Regions from separate parts of the Homo sapiens genome. Here region 1 is linked to region 2. Evidence: chromatin loops called from intact Hi-C (ENCODE). Cell type or tissue: tibial artery. All regions are shown on one strand. Links, peaks and the distances in the headings refer to the core of each region. The heading gives the core; the rest is flanking DNA. Region 1 overlaps SYNPO2 (synaptopodin 2). Region 2 overlaps SYNPO2 (synaptopodin 2).

Region 1 (5,385 bases), core at 86-5,085, 120 kb after region 2:
AGCAACTGTGCAACTGTGACTGTCAATTTAATAAGTTGTATAACACTAGTCAAAAAAGGAATTCTATTTAGTAATAACCACAGTTTCAACTATTTTTCTCTAGAAAATTCGATCACCAGTAAATGCCTGTAATCATATTATAAAATTATTTCCTTGGATTATATTTTATTTAAAAAAAATTAACCATTAAGTCTGTGACAAAAAGAGCTAATTTTCAATCATAAAATAGTCAAAAATTTTTTCTTAATTTTCCACTTAACTGTTTTGAGGAATTAAAAAATTTAGGGGACTCACAGTCATTATCATTGAAAATATGATATAACTATAAATTATAAATGATAGATGCTATATGTTTAGTTGCTATAATTTGCCACCCATTTCTTTTTTATAATAGTAATAATGAAAGAAAATTTTAAATATTTTTATTTTTATAAAATAAAAATCATATTCTTGTTTTAAATGACTTAATTTCTGCATCAGTTTTTACACAGTTAAGTGGGTCACAAGTCAATTTTTAAATTTCTCCAAGGTTTATTCTTGCTGCAAGGAAAGTAATATTGTATTTCCAAAATAGCAATACATTTACAAACAAATCTGTCTAGAAAACTTTGTAGCTAGAGTTTCTTATATGTATTTACAATAATGTCATATTTTGAATTTTAATTATTGATTCAGTACCTTCAATGATTAATTCAGTGTTTTGAATTTATATTAATCCAGTAGCTGTGAGTGGAAAGATTTGGGGTGGTTGTCAGGGTAAAAAAAGAAAAAAGAGAAAGAAGAAAACCTAAATAGCTAAATTCATTACATTAAAACATTTAGAAAATTTTAAAACATCTTCTTGGGACGCTCCTCCCTTTTTAAGATTCCTGGAAACAGTTTTATATTGACACTTTATTTTAAAATATGGAAGTATGAGATATGTCTCATCTTGTTTTTCAGAAAATATTATGTCTTTAAATTATGTCCTTCTTAATTCTAATTTTATCCTATTAATTGACATTTACTAGCCAGTTTTTATTATTAAAGTGGAAGGATCTCTAGAGAAACAAATGTATGAAACATATATTCTAATCAGCATATATAAAATATTTTTATGTAAACAAATAGAACAGTATATTATTGTAGAAGGAAACATGTTAAGAGAAATAAGAAAAAGAAATGTGTTGGATTCCTTCAAAATTCTGTACTCAATGGCAATTTTTTACATATTTATTTTCCCCCAGGAGAGTTCATTTCTGAGTTGCTGTGGTGTCTTCCTTGAACTCATCAGCTCAATATAATTTTTTTTTTTTTGCTTTCCCTAGGGCTCAGGAGGAGTGAAAGCCTGTCAGAAAAACAAGTGAAGGAAGCAAAATCTAAATGCAAAAGCATTGCCCTTCTTCTAACGGATGCTCCCAACCCCAACTCCAAGGGGGTGTTGATGTTTAAGAAGCGACGTCGGAGGGCCAGGAAATACACCCTAGTTAGCTACGGTACTGGCGAGCTTGAGCGAGAGGCGGACGAGGAGGAAGAAGGTGACAAGGAGGATACATGTGAAGTAGCATTTCTTGGTGCAAGCGAATCAGAGGTGGATGAAGAGTTATTGTCTGACGTTGACGACAACACACAAGTTGTGAACTTTGACTGGGATTCTGGACTGGTGGACATTGAAAAGAAACTGAACAGAGGGGACAAGATGGAGATGTTACCAGACACCACAGGCAAGGGAGCCCTCATGTTTGCCAAGAGGAGGGAGAGAATGGATCAGATCACAGCCCAAAAAGAAGAGGACAAGGTAGGTGGAACGCCAAGCAGAGAACAAGATGCTGCCCAGACCGATGGCCTGAGAACCACGACTTCTTACCAAAGAAAGGAGGAAGAGTCGGTAAGAACGCAGAGCTCTGTGAGCAAAAGCTACATCGAGGTGAGTCATGGTCTTGGCCATGTTCCCCAACAGAATGGCTTCAGTGGGACATCTGAGACAGCAAACATCCAGAGGATGGTCCCCATGAATAGAACGGCCAAACCCTTCCCAGGGTCTGTGAATCAGCCAGCTACCCCCTTCTCGCCAACCCGAAACATGACGAGTCCCATTGCTGACTTTCCTGCACCTCCACCTTACTCTGCAGTCACTCCTCCCCCTGACGCCTTCTCCAGAGGGGTTTCAAGTCCGATTGCTGGCCCAGCACAGCCCCCTCCATGGCCCCAGCCTGCCCCGTGGTCCCAGCCAGCCTTTTACGATTCGTCTGAGCGAATAGCTTCCCGAGATGAGAGGATCTCAGTGCCAGCAAAAAGAACAGGAATATTGCAGGAGGCCAAAAGGAGAAGCACGACAAAACCCATGTTTACTTTTAAAGAGCCCAAAGTAAGCCCAAATCCTGAACTCTTGTCACTCCTTCAAAATTCAGAAGGCAAACGGGGCACTGGAGCTGGAGGTGATTCCGGACCGGAAGAAGACTACCTCAGCTTGGGGGCAGAGGCTTGTAATTTCATGCAAAGCTCCTCTGCCAAACAAAAGACCCCTCCTCCTGTTGCTCCAAAACCTGCAGTCAAGTCCTCATCCTCCCAACCAGTAACTCCAGTTTCCCCAGTCTGGTCTCCAGGAGTGGCTCCCACCCAACCTCCTGCCTTCCCCACATCCAACCCATCAAAGGGCACCGTTGTCTCCTCCATCAAAATAGCCCAGCCTTCTTACCCTCCTGCCCGGCCTGCAAGTACTTTGAACGTGGCTGGTCCCTTCAAAGGACCACAAGCAGCAGTAGCCAGTCAGAATTACACACCCAAACCAACAGTTTCCACACCAACAGTCAATGCTGTTCAGCCTGGTGCAGTGGGACCATCCAATGAGCTTCCAGGAATGAGTGGGAGAGGAGCTCAGCTCTTTGCTAAAAGGCAGTCGAGAATGGAGAAGTATGTGGTCGATTCAGACACGGTGCAGGCCCACGCTGCTCGAGCTCAGTCTCCCACTCCATCTCTCCCGGCCAGTTGGAAGTACTCCTCCAATGTCCGAGCACCTCCTCCTGTGGCCTATAATCCTATCCACTCGCCGTCTTACCCACTGGCTGCTCTCAAGTCTCAGCCATCAGCTGCACAGCCCTCCAAAATGGGCAAGAAAAAGGGAAAGAAACCCCTCAATGCATTAGATGTCATGAAGCACCAACCGTATCAGCTCAATGCATCCTTGTTTACTTTCCAACCTCCAGATGCAAAGGATGGCCTCCCCCAGAAGTCATCAGTCAAGGTCAATTCAGCCCTGGCCATGAAGCAAGCTCTTCCTCCCCGGCCAGTGAATGCTGCCTCACCTACGAATGTGCAGGCTTCGTCAGTGTACTCGGTACCAGCCTATACCTCTCCTCCTTCCTTCTTTGCAGAGGCCTCCTCACCAGTCAGTGCATCCCCAGTGCCTGTGGGCATTCCCACCTCGCCAAAGCAAGAATCAGCCTCATCATCTTATTTTGTGGCACCAAGGCCAAAGTTCTCAGCCAAGAAAAGTGGTGTCACAATTCAGGTGTGGAAACCATCTGTTGTGGAAGAGTAATCTTGTAGCTGAAGCTGAGTGTCCACTTTGCTTGAAATGAATTGTTTGCAGTGTTTCTTGAGTCCCTGAGAATGCCTAGCAAAGTCCTCAACTTACTTAATTTCAGATATGTCACCTCCTAATCTGGGTCCAAGGAGTATAATATTTTTAATGAGTCAAAAATCCAACTCAGATTGACCTAAAATATATTTATCTTCTTTGCACACTTAAAAAATCCAGGAGCACCCCAAAATAGACATGTACCGTTATATTAAGTAAGCAGGAGACTTAGGATTTGTGCTGTAGCCACAAGAAAGACAGTGATCAGTGATATCAAACATCAGGAATCAGCCTTTATGTAACATAACAGCTGTCCTCCTATGGTGAAAGGTTCAAATGTAGTGAAGGTATAACCTATATTGACTGAGATTTCCCTTTTAGGTAGTGCCTTATCTCTATTACTAGTGTTAAAGGAATAAGGAATCTATGAAGGACAGGGAGCAGCTCTGGTCTGTCAATCTCAGCCACCTGTTTGATATCACAGAGAAGATACTCGGAGGATTGTTGGAATGTATATAGTTTAGTAAGAAGTGGGTAAGAAAGAGGGTCTTAATTACTGAGCACTTATTATGTATTAGGTTCTTTGCCAGATGTTTTTACATATATAAACTCATTTCAGAAAACTTATTTAAAGTAAATGGGGCCGGGTATGGTGGTTCATGCCTGGAATCCTAGCACTTTGGGAGGCTGAGGTAGGAGGACTGCTTGAGGCCGGGAGTTGGAGACCAGCCTGAGCAACATAGTGAGACCCTGTCTCAATAATAATAATAATAATAGTAATAATGAAGTAAATGGGATAAGGAAAGAAGGATAATTATCTTTAAAGGTTGATTCCCACCCTCCCTCCCCAGTTACTTAAGGAACTAAGTGAGTACATCTCCAGTTGCCCATGAAAGCATAAGTTTGTTTTCCTCAGCTGAGGCAAGTGGTAGAGTATACAGGATAACGAAGTAACATGTAAAAGGCAGGACGCACATAAAGGTGTACATGGCTATTGTTTCACCTGGAGAAACCACATGATTGGGACCTGAAGGTTTACTGACTGACTACAGGGGCTGATTGTGAAGCACGAGGAACCCCATGTGTGTGGAGACTGTAGGGTGAGAGCACACAATTATTAGCATCATTTCTGAGTGATCTCACAGATTTTTTTTCTTGTGTTTGCTTTGCTTTTTGACAACTGCTTCTCCCACGTTCCTTGCAATTCTATTCTCTCACCTTCACTTTACTATTTGTATTCGATGGACCAGGATAATTCAGGCAAGGTTACCTTGTAAACTTTAATTGGCCACACACCATGTTGTCACCCAGCTGGCTATGAAGTGAATAATGGTACTGAAAGTAAACCTGAAGACCTTTCTCAGATCTATTTTAAGTCTGAGTCTGACCAACCATGGAAAATATTCGACATGAATTAATGTAGAGAACTATAAAGCATTTATGACAGCTCCAAGAAAAATCATCTACTCTATGCAGGAGATATGTTTAGAGACCTCTCAGAAAAACTTGCCTGGTTTGAGGGTACACAGTACCATTTTAATCTTCTGAAAATATCTGTATTCCTGCTCTTTTTCTGCTGTCACTGTCAATCTGCTATATTTTTCACTATCCTATTAAAATATTACTGTCTCCTTTATCTGTTCAATGTCCATATTTTAAAAAAATCTTCCTTGTATGAGCTATTCTGATCTAAATAATTTCTCTGATATTTCTCTATATGGCTCCCACAACAATTTCATTGTTGTTAGCATATCTATTTCTCCATACATTGTAAAACTGTAATCCTTAGGTATTTCTAAAACATAAAGAGGAGAATTAAGTCAGCT
Region 2 (5,385 bases), core at 218-5,217:
ATGGTTATTATTTTTGTTTGTAGCTTCAACTTCACTGTAAGAATTATTTTTTCATGTAATTTTCCAAGTTGGGTCTATGACCATTAGAAGAGTTATTTCAAGGCAAAATCAACCATACTTCCCAGGTTTATGGATTCCAACTAATTGTTAGCATTAGCTTTTGATATTCATTTTAATTCAGTAAGCATATACTTACTGTTTGCTTTGTGCAACAGTACTATGCTAGGTTCTAGGGTGAAAAAGACATTATCCTTGCTCTTAAGAAATTTTCATGGAAAAGGCAGATTTATAACTATTATACAAGATGACAAGGCTTTAAAGAGAGGAATATATTAATATAATGTATTATGAAATACAAATCATGAAAAAATTAATTCTGCATAGTATCATCAGGGAGCAATAAAGAGAAGTGTTAACATTCAAACTAGACCCTGATGTCTGAATTGGACCGAGAACTTCCAGACCTAGGGAGTACCTGGAGCAATGACACAGAAGGCTTGCAAGATCATGGCATGTCAATGAATGGCAAGAAGTCTGTAGAGACTAAACTTTTTCAAGAACATTCCAGCTCTGGTGTTATAGTTTCAGTTACAGTATTGTGAGAAAGGTCAGTGAATTATGTATAAAACAGAATTCAAATAGCTAGAATTCAAAATGCTCATCTTGAGCCTTCTTTCATTTATTGTTTGTGTGTGTGTGTGTGTGTGTGTGTGTGTGTGTGCAGCAGAAAAACTCATTGGTGTGTTCCTGTAATAACATTCAAGCTCTACACTCATTTTCCATAGTTTGTGTGAGGTCTTTGTGTCAGGGTCGCAGGAAAACATTGTGAGAAAAGCCATAATGAAGATCTTGCTACCTCACCATCATGGAAAGGGTTAAAAGATACTTTTACAACTTCTGAGTTTATTAACTCAAAGAACCAGGTTTAAAAGTCTCTGTCTTCTTCCTTTCAAATGCATCATCTTATTCATTAAAAATTATTTCTCCCAAATTCTTATTAAAGATTTCTAAACAGGGAGATGACATTATCTGATGCATACTTGGGTAGATGACTGATGGCAATGTGGAAATGGATCAAAGGGTGGAGCTTGGAGAATGGTGATTACCATACGCCATGTGAGAAATAATAGGATTCTAGATCACGCCCATAGCACCAGGGCTGAAAAGGAAGAAACATAGACAAATTAGAAGGATATAGGATATGGATGGTGGGGTCAGGAGAGGAGTGGACAGTAATTTGATTGTTTCATCTTGGATGACAAAGGGATGGATGTTGGATTTATTGAGAGATTGTATTAGAGGACGATGAGCAATTATAGAAAAAAATAAATTTAATTTTAAATAAATTGAATTTAAGTTATCTATAGAGCATACAGAAGGAGATTTTTAATGCAGAATTAAGAGTATCAGTCTGGGTTCAGGAGAATGGCCAGGGCTAGAGGAAATCTAGGGATAATAGCTGAAATACCTGAAGCAAGAAGCCAAGAGAACAGAGTATGTACAGAAAATTGGAGAAGACCAATAATTAAAGTATGGACAGAGAAAGAAGAGTCAATGGAAAAAAGTTAAAATAAGTCATTAGAAAGATAGAAAGAGGATAAGTATTTCTGGTAAGTTTAAAAAGGAGAGTATTTCAAGGAATTATTTATTAGTGACAGATATTGTGGGTTCAATGAAGAGGTTGGTAAGAAGACCACACATTTGATATCTGGGAGGGTTTTTTTGTGATATTTCTCAATAAAATGATAGGGATGGAAGCCACATAATAGTTGGCTGAGAAATGAGAATTAGAAGACAGCAAGTGGAGACATAGAGTCTAGATAATTATATTTAAAGTTTGGCAGTAAAGGAAAGACAGCAAATAAAATGTAATTGGTGAGAAAACAGGAAGAGTGAAGATGGCACCTACTTGAGGGAAAAGATGGCCCAGGAAAGTGTTTCTTAGAATATTGGTAGGAGAGGGAGAAAGACTGAGTAAGACAGGGTAGTTACTCTTGTAGCAAAACTAGTGGAGTTGGAAAGGATTAGAATTCACTGAAGTTTGTGCTTAATATGTTTATGTTTTATATACTTCATTTTGATATTTGGAAGTATTTATTATATAATGAAAAATACTAGATGCAAAAAAGTTCTACAAAAAAAAAAACAGAAAAATCAATGAATAAGGTCACTGTCTGAAAGCCTTCTAAAGCATTTGAGCCATAGATCATGAATTTTTAGTTATTTAAATTTATTTTTAAATTTTACTTTGGATAACAGGAATACGAGAGCTGAAAAATTATAATTCTTAGTTCATAGCACACTTCTTAAATTATTTCTAATAATATCATAAACATATGTAATACCAACTCCCCAAACAAAAACTAAGATAATACCTGATGTCTGACATTAACGACCTCAACCCCAATATTATCACCCTGCCTCTCCCCACCTGAGGTAACTGTCATTCTGAATTCTATTCCATTACTTACCTTTCTTTTTATATAGTTTTATTGAATATTTACACATTCCTAGAAAGTAGATATTTTTATTTTAGTTGGTTTTAGCTTTTTTAAAAGGGTACCATGCTGTATGTAATCTTCGGGACTTGTTTTTCCACTTAAGATATTACCACTAGGATTTATCCATATGGCTGTAACTCTGGTTAATTTATTTTTTCTAATGTGTAATATTTCATTGTGTGAGTATCCCGCAGTTCACTCACCATTCTCTTGTTGATGGGCATCTGGGTTGCTCCAGGTTTTTGCTATTGTGAACACGTGTTACTAGAACATGTTTCCTCTTGTACATGGGCAAAGACTTCTTTTAGTTGTATACCCAGGAATGGAATTGCTGGGTCATAGGTTTGTAAATGATCATGCTTAGGAGAAAATGCCAAACTCTTGTTCAAGTTGATGCATGATTTTACATTTCCACCAACAATATAAAAGGCATCCTGCGGCTCTACAACTTCTTAATGCTTCATTTTATTAGACTTTTTATTTTTTTATTTTTATTTTTGCCATTTTGCTAGATATAAAATGGTACCTAATTGTGGTCTTGATTTCTATTTTCATGACTACCACGTAAATTAAATATCTCTTCATACATTTATTGGCTGTGTGTTCTTTAGAACATTTTTACATTAAATTGTTTGTGTTATTGATTAGTACAAGTACTTTATATAATTTTCATATTACGCTTTGTTCATTGTATATATGGTGAATGACCTTTCTATATTATAACCCATATTTTCATGTTATTTAAGGTTTCTTTTGATGAATAACAATTTTAATATGTCAAACTTAGGGTTTTTTGGGTTTTTTTTTTTTTCTGAGACAGAATCTTGCTCTGTCATCCAGGCTGGAGTGCAGTGGTACAATCTTAGCTCACTGCAGCCTCAACCTGCTGGGCTCAAGTGATCCTCTCACCTCAGTCTCCTGAGTAGCTGGGAATAAAGGCACGCACCACCACACCCAGCTGATTTTTGTATTTTTTGTAGAAATGGGGTTTCACCATGTTGGCCAGGCTGGTCTCGACCTCCTGGGCTCAAGTGATCCACCCCCCTCAGCCTCCCAAAATGCTGGGACTACAGGGGTGAGTCACAGAGCCTGGCCTATTTTTTTCTTTTATAGTTAATGGTTTCAGGTTTTGTTAGAGAAATCTTTTGCTACTCCAAGTCTAAGAAATATAAACCTATTACTTACTATTAGATCTTGAGTTTTAAAATTATTATTTTAAAATGTTTTCTTAAAATGTTTTACCATATATTTTTATAATAAACTTTTTATTCTTAGATATAATGCTGTTTTTGAAGTTTCAGAGCATTTCTGCTTTCTTTTTCTTCTTCCTCTTCCTCTTTTATTTTTCTTTCTTTTTTTTTTTTTTTTTTCTAGAAACAGGGTCTTACTCTGTCCCCCGGGCTGGAGTGCAGTGATGCAGTCATAGCTCACTGCAGCCTTGAACTCCTTGGTTCAAGTAATCCTTCAACTTCAGCCTCTTAAGTAGCAAGGGCTACAAAGATGCGTCACCATGCCTGGCTAATCTTTTTTTATTTTTAGTAGAGACAGAGTCTTGCTCTGTTGTCCAGGCTGGTCTCCAGCCCCTTGCCACAAGTAATCCTCTTGCCTCAGCCTCTCAAAGTGTTGGGATTACAGGCCTGAGCCACCGTGCCCCGCCCTTCTGCTGTTTTCAAAAAATTTGTTTTAATCATCTTGGAGATGTAAAGTCATTTGATTAAAACACAAAGAAACAGGCCAGGCACAGTGGCTCACACCTGAAATTCCAGCACTTTGGGAGGCCAAGGCGGGTGGATCGCCTGACGTCAGGAGTTTGAGACCAGCCTGGCCAACATGATGAAACCCCGTCTCTACTAAAAATACAAAAAAATAGCTGGGTGTGGTGGCGAGTGCCTGTAATCCCAGCTACTTGGGAGGCTGACAGGAGAATCGCTTGAACCCAGGAGGCAGAGTTTGCAGTGAGCCAAGATCGCACCATTGGACTCTAGCCTGGGTAATAAGAGTGAAACTCCATCTCGAACAGAAAACAAACCAACCAACAAACAAAAAAAACAAAGAAACAAACAACAAAAAAGAAACAAACAAAAGAAACTCACCTTAAATTCAGAGAATTCAACCATGGTAATCTCTTCAATGAATAATAGTGTCAGAGTTTTGTGATTCAATAGATGAAAATCCAGCTTTTTAATTTTTGAATTCTTCTTCTGTAGCTTTGCTGTTAGAAATAGAAACAATTTGGTCAAAACCAAAACGTGGTTTCATGCTATGTAAATACATGTGCATATATGAATGTTTGTCCCTTATTATATGTGACTTCCAGGCAGCAATGCTAATACAATATTTCAATCTGTAAGAACGATTTTGTGTTACTAAATAGGCATCATCATTTATGCTTTTGAAAAGAGATTTTTTATTATGCCATGAGTCATTTCTCTAGTCCATTCTGAGACACTGATAAAAAAGATTTGTGATAGAAATACTTTGGTATAATGTAAGGAGAATAACATGATTGCAAAATATTGGAAAAATAGCTAAATATATAGTAGCAGGCCCTATATACTAAATTTTTACATTCTGTCACTTTCTAAATTCAAAGAACAAAAAAGTTAGAAGTACAAACTGAATTGGCAGTTTTCCCATCAAATTGTTGAGTTAGGTAGAAGAGAAAGTAGGTGAAGAGTGCCTGCTGCATGAGCTTACCTTTAGCAATCCTTCCCATTCAGCTTTTTATACAAATTCTTTGCCATACAAATTCCACATTATAAAAACTTTCTAGAAACTGAAAGTTCTTTTTTTAAACTTTAAAAAATCCATTTTTTAAACAATGTTTGCCAACATATAATTCCAAACTGAAACCAGATGTCTTAATGTTTGCTGAAAAAAGTTA

Evidence for each region. A loop is a pair of places that touch in the nucleus more often than their neighbours do. Peaks named below come from ENCODE experiments on the same cell type or tissue, not always from the same donor. Only the 100,000 strongest peaks of a DNase experiment are listed, where the experiment ranks them.
Region 1: a loop joins it to region 2, with 3 times the contacts of the local background. A loop is called at or near these places in 1 of 110 quality-filtered maps.

The regions. Positions count from the first base shown.
Region 1 is chr4:119,028,538-119,033,922 of GRCh38, forward strand. SYNPO2 (synaptopodin 2) reads left to right here. Exons shown (of 5, transcript NM_133477.3): 4 at 1,308-3,490. Among named protein-coding and RNA genes, the nearest start is that of SYNPO2-AS1, 47 kb to the left of the region's middle. RefSeq lists an enhancer at 3,135-3,634. In tibial artery, for the core only: no CTCF peak of the experiment used is centred there; a DNase peak (open chromatin) is centred at 2,959; H3K4me3 peaks cover 5,000 bases; H3K27ac peaks cover 5,000 bases.
Region 2 is chr4:118,912,877-118,918,261 of GRCh38, forward strand. All of the region lies in intron 1 of SYNPO2 (synaptopodin 2), which reads left to right. Among named protein-coding and RNA genes, the nearest start is that of SYNPO2, 27 kb to the left of the region's middle. RefSeq lists an enhancer at 4,328-4,828. In tibial artery, for the core only: no CTCF peak of the experiment used is centred there; no DNase peak of the experiment used is centred there; H3K27ac peaks cover 5,000 bases.